Linked DNA regions of Homo sapiens: region 2 is linked to region 1. A link is a contact called in ENCODE Hi-C data. All regions are on one chromosome and are shown on one strand. The core of a region is the stretch at or near the end of the contact, and the rest is flanking DNA. Distances in the headings are between cores, read along the strand shown. Region 1 holds the start of SPOPL (speckle type BTB/POZ protein like). Region 2 holds the start of CXCR4 (C-X-C motif chemokine receptor 4).

Region 1 (6,061 bases), core at 1,971-4,470:
GACAATAATGGATTTGTGAGTTTTGTATAGCTTCGTTTTGGACAACTAGAATTGGAAAATTATTGTATAAACCAGGTGGTGGTATGGAAGGCAGTGGTGAGTCCATCGTGCCTACACAGCCATGAAATGGGAGCATCTGTGGTGTTTAATTTAGAAGAGGAACAAGATGCTACAGTCACTAAAATATCAAAGTGGGAAGCTTGATTGGTTCTTCAGGCAGAGCCTCATAGGGTTGGGTCATGGAGATCCAGAGTCTGAGGCTCATCTGTTTATTAAATTCAGAATGGCTGTTTTGATCATCTTCACTAACTGCTGACATAATTATAGGAAGTAGAACTTCCAAGTTGGCCATATACACTGAGGAGTATAAATAGTTTCCTATAGAAAATCAACAATAAGTAGCAAAATAAATATGCAAAAGTTATATGCATGTTTTTTCAGTAGGCTTTTAGGCAGGACAAGTTGGGTGATCCTAATGGTTAATGACTTAAACGAAGCAAGCCCAATACTGACCTAGCAGAGGCAAACTGTGCTCTACACTAATGACAAAGCTGTTATTTCTCTATTTTAAAAATTTATTTACGGCAGCAATAAATGAAAGCCTATCATATCTCTCTAGTTTTCCAATAGGTATCCAGTAAGTAGGAAATCAAATTAAGAAGGTAGTTCTTTAGCAGACTGGTAACAAAGCATCAAGCTTTAGTAAGCTTTAATCCAAACTTACTGACCATAAAACCATCTTTTACTTTGCTAAGCCATCACAGTTTTGTTAGCATTACTTACAAGCCATATTCACTCTTACTATTTACTATCATTTTATTAGTGGGTAAAGTCATTGAATACTGCAAGCAAGAGAGGAATGGTGTGTCCTAACACTTAGGGTAAGGAGATCAAGCCTAGGGAAAAGACTCTCTGAGAATACCCTGAGGAGCAATTTGACATCCTTGTGGTGGAAGTTTATTGAATCAGTTCCCAACTTCAGCCCAGTCAACTGTGAAGGGTCAGCATCACTCTTAACTTCCAATTGGAAATGTACTTGATGGACTTATAACTTAATTCTATGAGTGTATTATATTTACTAGGTGTCTTATAATTTTTAATTATGGGAAGAGAGGGGGTGACATACTACGAAGGGATTGAAAGAGCTAAAAGGCTTAGTCAAAAATTACATGTAATTTTTGCTGTATGTCACATACCATAAAGTTAACACGGGTGGACAGTGAGTATAGCAAATCGTTTCAACTGTTCTTTGCTGGTGTTTGGAGATGGTTAAATGTTTACACAAATATTTCCTCTCTCCACCAACTCTTTCCCCATTCCCTAATGCTCACTTCCACTTCTGTTTTTTAACTTTTGGAGTTCCTTGATCTGCATAAACATTCTACCAACTCAGCCCAAGGCAACTTTGAATTTTATGGTTACATTGCTAATTTTATCTTTATCTGAAAACCTTTGGCACAGATTTTGTCTTAAAGCACGTTTTGTCTTAAATAAGTCAACAGGATTGCTAACGTAAGGTCAGGTGCTAATCCCAGCATTTTGGGAGGCAGAAGTGGGAGGATCACTTGAGGCCAGGAGTTTGAGCCCAGCCTGGGCAATATGGTGAGACTCTGTTTCTACTAAAAATACAAAAATTAGCCGGGCTCACGCCTGTAGTCCCAGATACTTGGTGGCTGAGGCACAGAATTGCTTGAATCTGGGAGGTGACCCAGGATCGCGCCACTGCACTCCAGCCTGGCGTACAAAGCGAGATCCTGTCTCAAACAAACAAAAAGAAAAAAGAAATAAAAAAGACAGCTAATGTAGTATTAATTTGAAATGAGGGGGATCTGCCTGTCCAGTATTCAAATCCCAGTAACCTCTGGATGAATTACTTGCCATTTCTAGTTCTTGTCGCTTAATTTTAAGATGGAAATTTCTACGTTGAAGTTTTAGAGAGGTTGTTGAGAGAACAGAGACGATACAAGTCCATGCTTAGAATACTCAGTACATAGCAAAATAATAAATATTTTCCCTCTGCCCTCTCTCTTTTCTTGGAAAGCCAGGTAAGCAATGAGAAGTTGGTTTATGGCCAGGTGTGGTGGTTCACGCCTGCAAATCCCAGCACTTTGGGAGACCAAGGTGGGAGGATCCCTTGAGCTCAGGAGTTCGAGATCTGCTTGGGCCACATAGCAAGACCTCGTCTCCACAAAAAATTAAGATTACCTGGGCGTGGCACATTCCTGTAGTCCCAGCTACGGGAGGCTGAGTTGGGAGGATCACTTTAGCCTAGGAGGTCGAGGCTGCAGTGAGCTGTGATGGCACCACTGCACTCCAGCCTGGGTGACAGCCCTGTCAAAAACAAAACAAAACAAAAATTGCTGACGTATGCACAGTTAAAGCAAAAAGAGTTGGGATCCTTGAATGACGTTCATGTCTGTTCTGGCAAAGCCGGGATTGTTGGTCCCCCAAACTTCTTTAAAGAAGTTTACTCCTGGTAGCTCGATTAAGTATCTTTGTCCCATGGCCGTGGGGAATAAAAAGTTCAGTTGTCACCCCCTTTTTAAACTAAATGTCCGAAGAGACAAGGCAATCCCATCCTCTCTTCACACATTTGTGCAGGTGCAGCTTTATTTCCCACCGTGCGGTCCCAGGAGGCCGCCTGGTCTTCTGCGCTCACTTCCTAGGCATCCCTGGCCGCCCCTCGGCAGCCTCTCCTTCTGGCCTGAGACTTCCAGCTGAGCCTCATCCCCTCCACCTGAAAACTGCTCCATGGGGCACTTCATCTACCTGGAAAGTTCTCGATTTCCAACTGGAGCCTGTATACTGCTGGTTGTGTCTCAGCAGTTATTACAGCTCTGGGCTTACAACGGGAGCTTAGCAAAAGTTCCACCCTGGCTTCCTAGACTGCTACAGCTCCAAGAAAAATCCTGTGCGCACAAACGGCCGCCGCCTTTGGCGTCTCCCGCGGATTAGACCAGTTAGGAGGTCTCAGTAGGCTTTTAGGCAGGACAAGTTTTACGCCTGGCCAAATAAGGGTCAGACTAAGCAAGGCGCCTCCGTGCGCCTAGCCAGAGCGGTGCCGGCTGCGGAACCTGCCCCGCCGGGAGCCTAGTGCCATGCAGCAGCGGCGGCGGTGGCGGCTTCCCAAGCGCGGCGGCAAATCCGGGCCCGCCCGGAAGTGCCCGGCGCTGTAGGAGGGAGCAAGGGCCCAGGAGCCGCCGCCGCCGCCGCCGCGCGCACGCGCCCTCGCGGGCTGGAGCCGGGGCTGGAGTCGTAACTCGGAAGCCGGAGCCCAGACGGGCCCGCGGCGGGGGGGTGGGGGCTGCGCGGGGGCGGGAGTGGCGGAGGTGGCCGCCCCTGGCGGCGGGTTTGTTTATCCCGGGGAAGAAGTTTAGGAGCGGGAGATAGGGAAGGAGGGCGGGTCGGGGAGGAGGGATGCGGTTCGGCGGAGGCGGCCGCCACAGGGACTTGCCGCCATCACCCCTGCTGCCACCACCGCAGCCTCGGGCTCCCAGGGCGGACACGGCCACCGCCTCAGCGGGAGAGGAGTCTCCACCAGGACTGACCGCTGCCGCCCAGCACGTCCAGGTAGGCGCCCCTTCCCCTCCCCCCAGTCCCCGCGGCAGCCCCAGGCGCTTGCTCCCCTCCCCCGGCTCTCCGTAGACCGGCGGCCTCCTGCTCGCGCCTCACTGCGCCCTCTGCTCTCTGGGTCCCGGACCCCTGCTCGGGCGGCGAGCTCCGGCCTGCTCTGGGGACTACCTCCCACGCCCCCGGACCGCCCTTCCCTCGCGCGGCGGCACCACTTTCCCCGGGGTTGCCCCCAATCCCTCCTTGATTTCCCAGCCTCCACCTTCCAGGATCCCCTTTAGTTTTACCCCCGGGCCTCGCCCCTTCTTTTCCTCTGGCTTCTCTCCTCCTCTATACCTGTATACCTCCACACCTGCCCCTTTTTACCTGAGTGCTGCCCAAAGGCAGAAACTGCATGCTCTGCCACCGCGCAGCGTCCACTTTCATACCTCCTCATCCCAAATACAGACACTTGAAACTCTCGTCCCTGTTAGCCCATTTTAGGCAGAGTTCTCAGCTTCGCAGACCGCTCACTACCTCCAGTCCGGTGGTCATGCCTTTAACCTCTCTTTAACCTGCTTTCTAATACATTTTTGCTCACTTATACCAGAGTACATCAAGCTAACCGCGCGGTTCGGGGTCCAAGTCTTCAAAGAGCCCACTTGTATTCCTGCTGCTCTCCTTTTTCCTAATTCTTTTTGAGTCAATGTATTTGTATATTGATTCAACATAAAAGAAAAGGGAAGGTAGCATTTTCTCTCTCAAAGCAGTCACACAACCCAGTAGAAATAAGATTCACCATCTGCTTATCCTAACTTTCGCTTGTCTCTTTCCTGACTGAACTCTGTCATTCAGTGATTCTTTCCAGGCTTCTGATGCTTTGTCTATTTTTGAATAATCTTGGGCCTAGTTTGACCCATTGTGGTACTCACTTTCCCACTTGCAATTGAATCCACTGTTTCTTGGACTAGAAACTGACAGAGGTAAAAGGTTCATACCTTGAAAAATTACATCTCTCCTGCCACGATGAGATTGGTGGAATATTTCAAATTACCATTTCATCATTCTTGTGAGAAATGTTGCCTAGTGGTTAAGAACTCTTCTCTAGAGCTCAGACTAGTATATAGTTGCCAGGGTGTAAACCCTTGCTCTGCCATCTACCAGCTTTGGCTTTGGGGAAGTTACTTAATATTTCTTCGCCTCAGTATACTTACAGCTGTAAAATGGGGTTATGATATGACATCACAGGATGGTGCTAGTAATTGCACAAGTAAATACAAGTAAAGTACTTAAAACAGTACCTGGCACAGGGCAAATATCTGATAAATGCTATCATCACTTCTTGGTTTGACTTGATCTGGCTTGTGGGTAGATTAATTCTAAGACAGGAAGGTGGGAATGGAAAGCTACTTTCTTATTCTTTGACATTTAACAACCTTTTTTGATATAGATAGCATGTATAATTTGTTATTGTATAAATTAATTCCTTCTGATTTGAAAACTACAGGGTTTTAGCCCACCATTTTCAAGGCAGCTAACTACCAAGCTACAGATAGGTCAGTCCTTATTTCAGATGTCTATTTGGAACTTCTACAATTTTACCTTTGTTTTGAGAATAAACAAAGTGAAAGTACTGTGTATAACAGATTCATCATACTGGAAAATGAGATTTTACAGATAAAAGTTTTAGTACTGTAAGTTAAATACTCAAAACTGGTGGTATTCTTCATACTCATCTGACCTTTATCTTCAATCACTACTCGAGATAGAGCTTTGGCTTGTCTTCCTTCAGAAGACTGGTGGCCGTTTTCTCTTAATGTGTTATGTTCATTCATATTCACATGTCTTCTTGGCTTGGTGTTTACAGAATTTTACTCACTTTAAAAAATGCTGACAGTTTTTGCCGTATTTGCTTACCTCTTGTGCACTGTTGCTTACTTATTACATTTTTAAAGGACTCACATTAAAAGATCTGAATAGATATTACTTTTGTGTTGTTTTAAATAGTAAAAGTTTGAAATCACTATTTGCTGTCCTAATTACATGTAAAAATATGTACATATGTAACTATCAAAATAAAAATGTTTTTCCATTTATAGTTTAAAATCATTCTTGTGCCACCATGGAACATGTTCCATACTTGGGGGTGACACTGTTTTTGGTAATGCTGTTCCCTGACCTAGAATAACCTTTGCTCTTTCTCCTGTATATCCAGGTTCTACCTGATTTTCATCTCTCACTGCTTCCACATAGTTCCTTCCAACATTTAGTTTCTTGGCTTTCCTAATGTCTATATCTGCATTTTTGGCCATGAATTTATATAAACAGGGCAGGTTGAAGAAAAATAACTCCCCTAGAATCAGACTTTTAAAGCTTATAGAACTTTGAAAGGGTGGGATAAAATTGACATTTAACATCTACTCTATGCCTGGCACTGTTTCTTAGTTTTGTAAATATTCTTTCCAAAAATATTTAATGAGCATCTACCATGTGCCAGGCATTGGGGATACAT
Region 2 (5,927 bases), core at 1,058-3,557, 2.4 Mb before region 1:
AAACAGGGTTCCTTCATGGAGTCATAGTCCCCTGAGCCCATTTCCTCGGTGTAGTTATCTGAAGTGTATATCTGCAAAAGAGGCAAAGGAATGGACATTCACTTCCAATTCAGCAAGCATTAACCCAGTTAAAAAAAATTTTTAAAGCAATTTAAAAAACCAATTCAGGCTTGCTTTCTTCAGGAAATTCTGAAGTAGTGGGCTAAGGGCACAAGAGAATTAATGTAGAATCCTACAACTCTCCTCCCCATCTTTTCCCATAGTGACTTCATTATATCCTTCTTTGGTAGAACCAATTACAAAATTCTTTGTTTAGAACAAAAGGGCACTGAGACGCTGAGGGTTTCAAAGTCACATCTTGGCTAACTCCTCTGCCCCGCCCACTAGAGGGAAGAAAAAAAACCTTCCTTAGGAGGAAAAAAAAAATACACACAAAGAGGCCACTCCCAGGCGGCGTGGGGGGTGGGGTGGGTGCTGCTAGGAGGGGCAGTGATTAACTTTTTGTAAGAAGTTTTTCGCCCAGGGAGGGAAGAGGGGAGAAGGGAGGATCACGGGGGGAGGGCGGGGGCGTTGCAAAGACTCATTCTCCTAAAGCGCAAAAACTTAATTTTCCCACGCCTGCCTAAATACAAACCATTCTGGGCTTCAAGCAACTTGTAGTGGGTAAAGAGAATGCGGTCTTAAAACGAAGGCCCTTCGGTGCTTGGGGTATATTGGGCGGGAGTGTCAGAAAATGAACAAACGGCACCTCCTCCCCCAAGCGGGCGCTCCTCCGGTGTGTGGGTCTCTTGCCATCCTCGTGTTTATCACTTGGCGCGTTTGGGACGTTAGGGAGCGGGGCATTTTCCTGGGTGGAGAAGGTAACGGGGTCTGCACCCGTGGTCCTCGCCCCAAGTTTCATTTCCTCACTCTCCCGGGTGGCTTCCCATTACCCCGCCACTGATCCAGTTAACCCGGCCGGAGGTGGGCAGCTGGAAGCCTCCAGGCGGTGGGCACGCGGGGGGCCGGGTCGTCCAGCCCCGGGCCGCCGCGGCTGCCCACTACACCCACGCCAACCGCCCGCAAGCAGCGCTGCAGGGGCTCCGCTGGGCGACACGCCAGGCTCTGTCCCACAGGGTGCTGGGGAGCGACTGGGCGGCTCCGCCGCGAGCGTCTTTGAATTGCGCGCCGCTGCAGGAAACCAAAAACTCCCTAGCAAGAGGGTTTCAAAAGGTTTCTGGAAACCACCGACGGTTAAACATCACAACTGGACTCGGAGAGAGCCAAACGGTTTCCCCACTTGCACCTGCCAGTCTTCGCGGCGGCGACCTGGCAGCCCAGGTGCGGTCTTAACCGCCCCCGCCCCTCACCCCGTACCCGCTCCTATCCCCGGAGCGCAAATCTCAGGGCTGGCAGCTGCGCGGTGTCAAAGGGGAGGTCAAACCACTCCGCTGACCTCTGCACGACCCCAAACTCTCGAACTGCAGGACCCACTCGCGGCCGTGGGGAAGAGGCGCGCTTCGGACGGCGGGAAGGTTTTCCCCCTCAAACCCAAAGCGCGCGGGCGGATCAACTCCTAGCTGCTGCCACCACTCGATCCCCTCAGAGGATCGGCGCGGTGGGTCCACCCGCCTCTCCCGCCCTCTGCCTACTGTGCTGGGAGACTGGCACAGCTCCGTCGGCCGCACAGAGTTTAACAAACACGCACCCAGTGTCAAGAACAGTCACCAGGCGCTTAACCCCGAAGTTAAAGCGGGCGCAATCTCCTCCTGGGAACTCAGCCCAGGCACGCCGCCCTCCGCCTCTAAATTCAGACAATGTAACTCGCTCCAAGACATCCCCGCTTCCCCAAGGAAGAGACCGGTGGTCTGAGTCCCGAGGCAGCGCGCACGCCTTCTCTGCACTTGTGCACAGAATGTTCTTACGTTTGCAAACAGCGTGCAAGCCGCCGCGCGCGGCGGGACTCAAGGGGGAGACACATGCAGCCACTGGAACGCTCTTTCCAGTCGTTTCTCCTCGACTCACAGAGAAAAAGATTCCAATCCTGCTCCCCCCCCACCCACCCGCACTATATAGGCATGGTCAAGAAAACTCCTTTCGGTGACCCTTTTTTGGAGTACGGGTACCTCCAATGTCCTGGCCGCTTCTGCCCGCTCGGAGAGGGGCTGCGCTCTAAGTTCAAACGTTTGTACATTTATGACAAAGCAGGTTGAAACTGGACTTACACTGATCCCCTCCATGGTAACCGCTGGTTCTCCAGATGCGGTGGCTACTGGAGCACTCAGGCCCTCGGCGTCACTTTGCTACCTGCTGCCGCAGCCAACAAACTGAAGTTTCTGGCCGCGGCCGGACTTTTATAAAAACACGCTCCGAGCGCGGCGCATGCGCCGCTGGGGCGGGGAGGGAGAAGGCGGGGTGGGGGAGAGGGGCAGACGCGAGGAAGGAGGGCGCAGGGGCGGGGCGGAGAGGTGCGCGGCTTGGGAAGCCCAGGGGACCCTGCTGTTTGCGGGTGGTCGGTAGTGAGTCCGGAGCCGGACAGGACCTCCCAGAGGCATTTCCTAAGTTTGAGGGAAGCGGGATGCGCCTGAAGACAGGTGGGAAGCGCGGGCTAGGAACGCGTCTCTCTGTGGCGCGTCCATCCTTGCTAAAGTGGATGGAATTCCAGACCTGGGAATGCTACAGTAGAGACACTGAGGCCCAGGGAAGGGGAGTGACTTGCTGGAGTAACCCAACCAGTAGGCGGCAATGCTGGAAGTAGGGCCAAGCTTCCAACGCCATTCCCCGCGCTTTCAGCAGACGCAGCCCATTCAGGAGGTAAAAGGAGTAAAGATCCTTCCTTCGGAGGATGTAGCTATACTTGCACATTCACAGCATCACTAGGGTCAGGTGCAGATAATTAGGAGATACTTTCAGAAGAAGGTAGGATTTGGCATAATTCTGGAGACTGATCAGATGTAGATATGTATTGCTCAGTAATTTCATAATAGCGGTAACCAATTCGCGAATAGTGCTTTATTATCCTAAAAGTATGCTTTATTATAAGAGTAATTTAGCGACCAGTACTTTTTGTAACAGATCACTAGGAACTTGCACAGAATCACTCATTCATTCTCACAACACCGTGTGGGTATTACCATCACAGAGATGCATTTAGTCCGATATTTATAGAAGGACGAACTGCGTGCCACGCACTGTTCTAGGCGTTGGGGATCCAGCGTGAACCAGACAAGGCCCGCATTCGGAGAAACCAGCAAATAAGCCCGGAGAGATGAAATGCCAGGGATGGGCAGGGATTCCAAGCCGGGCTTGAACCCAGGTCTTCGGTCCCCATACTCGGCGTCTTCCACGATTTTGAGCAGAGGACAAGCTTTGGCACGAATCAGAAATTAGGTTGAAGAACTGGGCGGGGCGGAGTGGGGGTGGGGGTCAGACGTTTAAAGCGATCTCAGACTGGCTGAGGTTTGCAGTGGGCGCGCAGACAGTGCTTTCCCCCTCGCGCCACTTCCCTCCGGCGCGGAGACTGGGTGGGGCGGGGGAGCGAGTGTGGGGCGGGGCCGAGAAACTGCGTCCGCAGGCGGGGTGGCCGCTGCGGAGATAGCTGGGACCGAGGCGCGTGCGTCGCGACACGGACCCCAGAGGCCCCCACCCCGAAATGGTCCCGAGGAGAGGGATTGCCCAGACTGCACTCTACACACGATCCCTCTTTTCTATATCAAAAGAGGAAACATTTCAGTCTGGAGTGTTCCAGAGGTAGTTCGGAGGCAGGGAACCTTTTCTCTACAGAGCATGACTTTCCCCCTTTGTCTGGGACCCCTCCCTAATGTTGGTGGTTAAAGGTTCTCATCTACTCTGCACTTTCACTGACACAGGAAAGATGATATCCGGGCCGGGAGATGGGACTCTCAGAAACGAACGAGTTAGGACACACACTAATGGCCAGATAAAATCAATTCTAATATTACATTTGTAGAATTAAAAAAAAAAAAAGAAACTCCAGGTTCTTGGAGGGTGGTGGCTGGAAGAGGTTTCGGAAGCTCCACGCCCCTTCTCACAGGCCTTGCATTACGTATCTCTTCATCTGTATCCTTTATAATATCCTTTATAATAAACGATAACGGTAAGAAATAAAAATGAAAATAAAACCGTAAAAACACTTTTACTTTTTTCGAATCTTTAATAAAACTTAAGGATCTTCATATTTTTATAGACACGGTAGATCCTATCTACTGAAGGTCTAGAATTTCAGAGCGTTTTCATGACTTGCTTTTCACAAAGCCTGGTAGTGGCAGAATCAGTATGTTTTATCCTGGACCGTAAGCTGCACCCTACCTCAAAACTCCTCCCTGCACGATGTCTAAAACCTGAAAGGTGAGATCTCCCAAATCTGTCCAAAAAGGGAAAGAGGAGAAAACTCGGAGCAAAATGGTTTGCATAATAAATATTTGTTGATTGTAGACAGACAAAAGAAAGCTCCTTCCTTTATCTGAAGACTCCTTTCAGATCTTTTTAGGGATCTCTACTAAAAGGAAGCAGATAATTAAAAGAACAATGAGATGCTATTTGGTGACTACCAAATTAGGCAAAAATCCATTTTTTTTCAAAGATAATATTTGGTCTCCGGATTTGAAAAGACCAGCTGTCTCTCGCTTGTCACTGATGGGAATGTGGCTTGGGACAGCCTCACTGGAAAGCATTTTCTATTCAGCAGGAACTTCAGAACAGTAACTCCACTCATAAAAACTTATGCCACAAAGGTATTTGTGGAAACATTTTTTTTTAAATAGTGAAATGTCTGAACATCCCTAAATAACCACTGTTAGTGGAATAGTTGACAAGATTTTGGTTCATCCACATCTGAAATTCCATATGGACATCGCGAATGTTATTTGTGAAGAATTTTTAGTGACATGGGGAAATACTTATGAAACATTAAGTGCAAAAGGCAGGATTCAGAATTGTGTATATAGTGTGATCTCAGTTATGTTAAAATATGCATTTGGAAAATATAGGGAGGAAAACCAAAATGTTTATAGGCGTTTTCCTTGGTGCAGAATTATATTTGATTTTTGCTTTCTTCCTGGGGTTTTTCTATGCTTTCCAGATTTTCTGTAATAGACATGAATCATTTTCATATTCATAAAAAAGCCAACAAATTGTATGACAAAAAGGGAATCAGAAGGCCTCCTTCATGTATGTTTCCACTTCTAAAGTATCTACTAAGATGTCAGACTTTTTTCACAATAGTCCTTTCCCCTTTCAAGGAAGGCTTGTTTTCCAATGGGCTAATCTTAAACTTCTATTTCCACTGGGCTACCTAAACCTTATTCTCAACTATTCTATGATGTTCTTTAAAAAACAAACAAAACTCAAGCATTTACTGAGCGCTTGTTATGTGCAACTGACCTCATATAATCCCCTCAATAACTCTACAAGGCAGGTGCCATTACTTTTATTACATGGTAAAGAAATTAGGGTCTGGAAAGATGAGGAACTGGCCTGTGACCCCGGAATGAGGATCTGCACCCAGTCTGTCTGGCTCTGAAGCCCAGGTCATTTGGCATTTACGTACATACTGCTTTGAGTGGCATCCCTTGTGATGTTACTCAACTTTTAAATGAGTATATGTCATACTCCTATCCCTCCAATATTTTAGGTTCCTTAAAGTGAATGCCCAGATATCCTCTATCCAGCTAGCCCATTGCTGAACAAATACTGGGCTCCTTAATCTTTTACTGAACCTTTCTTAAAAGAATGAATGACTTTCCTGTGTGGCTCTGGCAACAGAGTCAGGCTTAGGGGCTGTCAGGGATTTGGCAGGGTCCCCAACTTCTCAGGTTGGCTTTAGCCCAGGGAATAACTAGCCTTGGCCACAGTTTGGAGGGGATGCTTACAAATCCAGTGACACAGTGGCAAGCATCCTGCCACCTCCTGTTGCTCGCTCTGCAGCT

Evidence for each region. A loop is a pair of places that touch in the nucleus more often than their neighbours do. Pooled maps may share reads with other maps.
Region 2: a loop to region 1 is called in a pooled map, with 9 times the contacts of the local background. The contact joins the promoter of CXCR4 here to the promoter of SPOPL in region 1. A Hi-C loop is called at or near these places in 6 of 50 pooled maps.

The regions. Positions count from the first base shown.
Region 1 is chr2:138,498,550-138,504,610 of GRCh38, forward strand. SPOPL (speckle type BTB/POZ protein like) reads left to right here and starts at 3,221. Exons shown (of 11, transcript NM_001001664.3): 1 at 3,221-3,570. SPOPL-DT (SPOPL divergent transcript) reads right to left here and starts at 3,146. Exons shown (of 2, transcript NR_187149.1): 1 at 2,770-3,146; 2 at 1-2,331. RefSeq lists silencers at 3,117-3,656, 3,857-3,906.
Region 2 is chr2:136,115,842-136,121,768 of GRCh38, forward strand. It overlaps CXCR4 (C-X-C motif chemokine receptor 4), which reads right to left and starts at 2,308. Exons shown (of 2, transcript NM_003467.3): 1 at 2,205-2,308; 2 at 1-71. The coding sequence starts at 2,219. RefSeq lists a silencer at 930-1,099 and an enhancer at 1,230-1,299.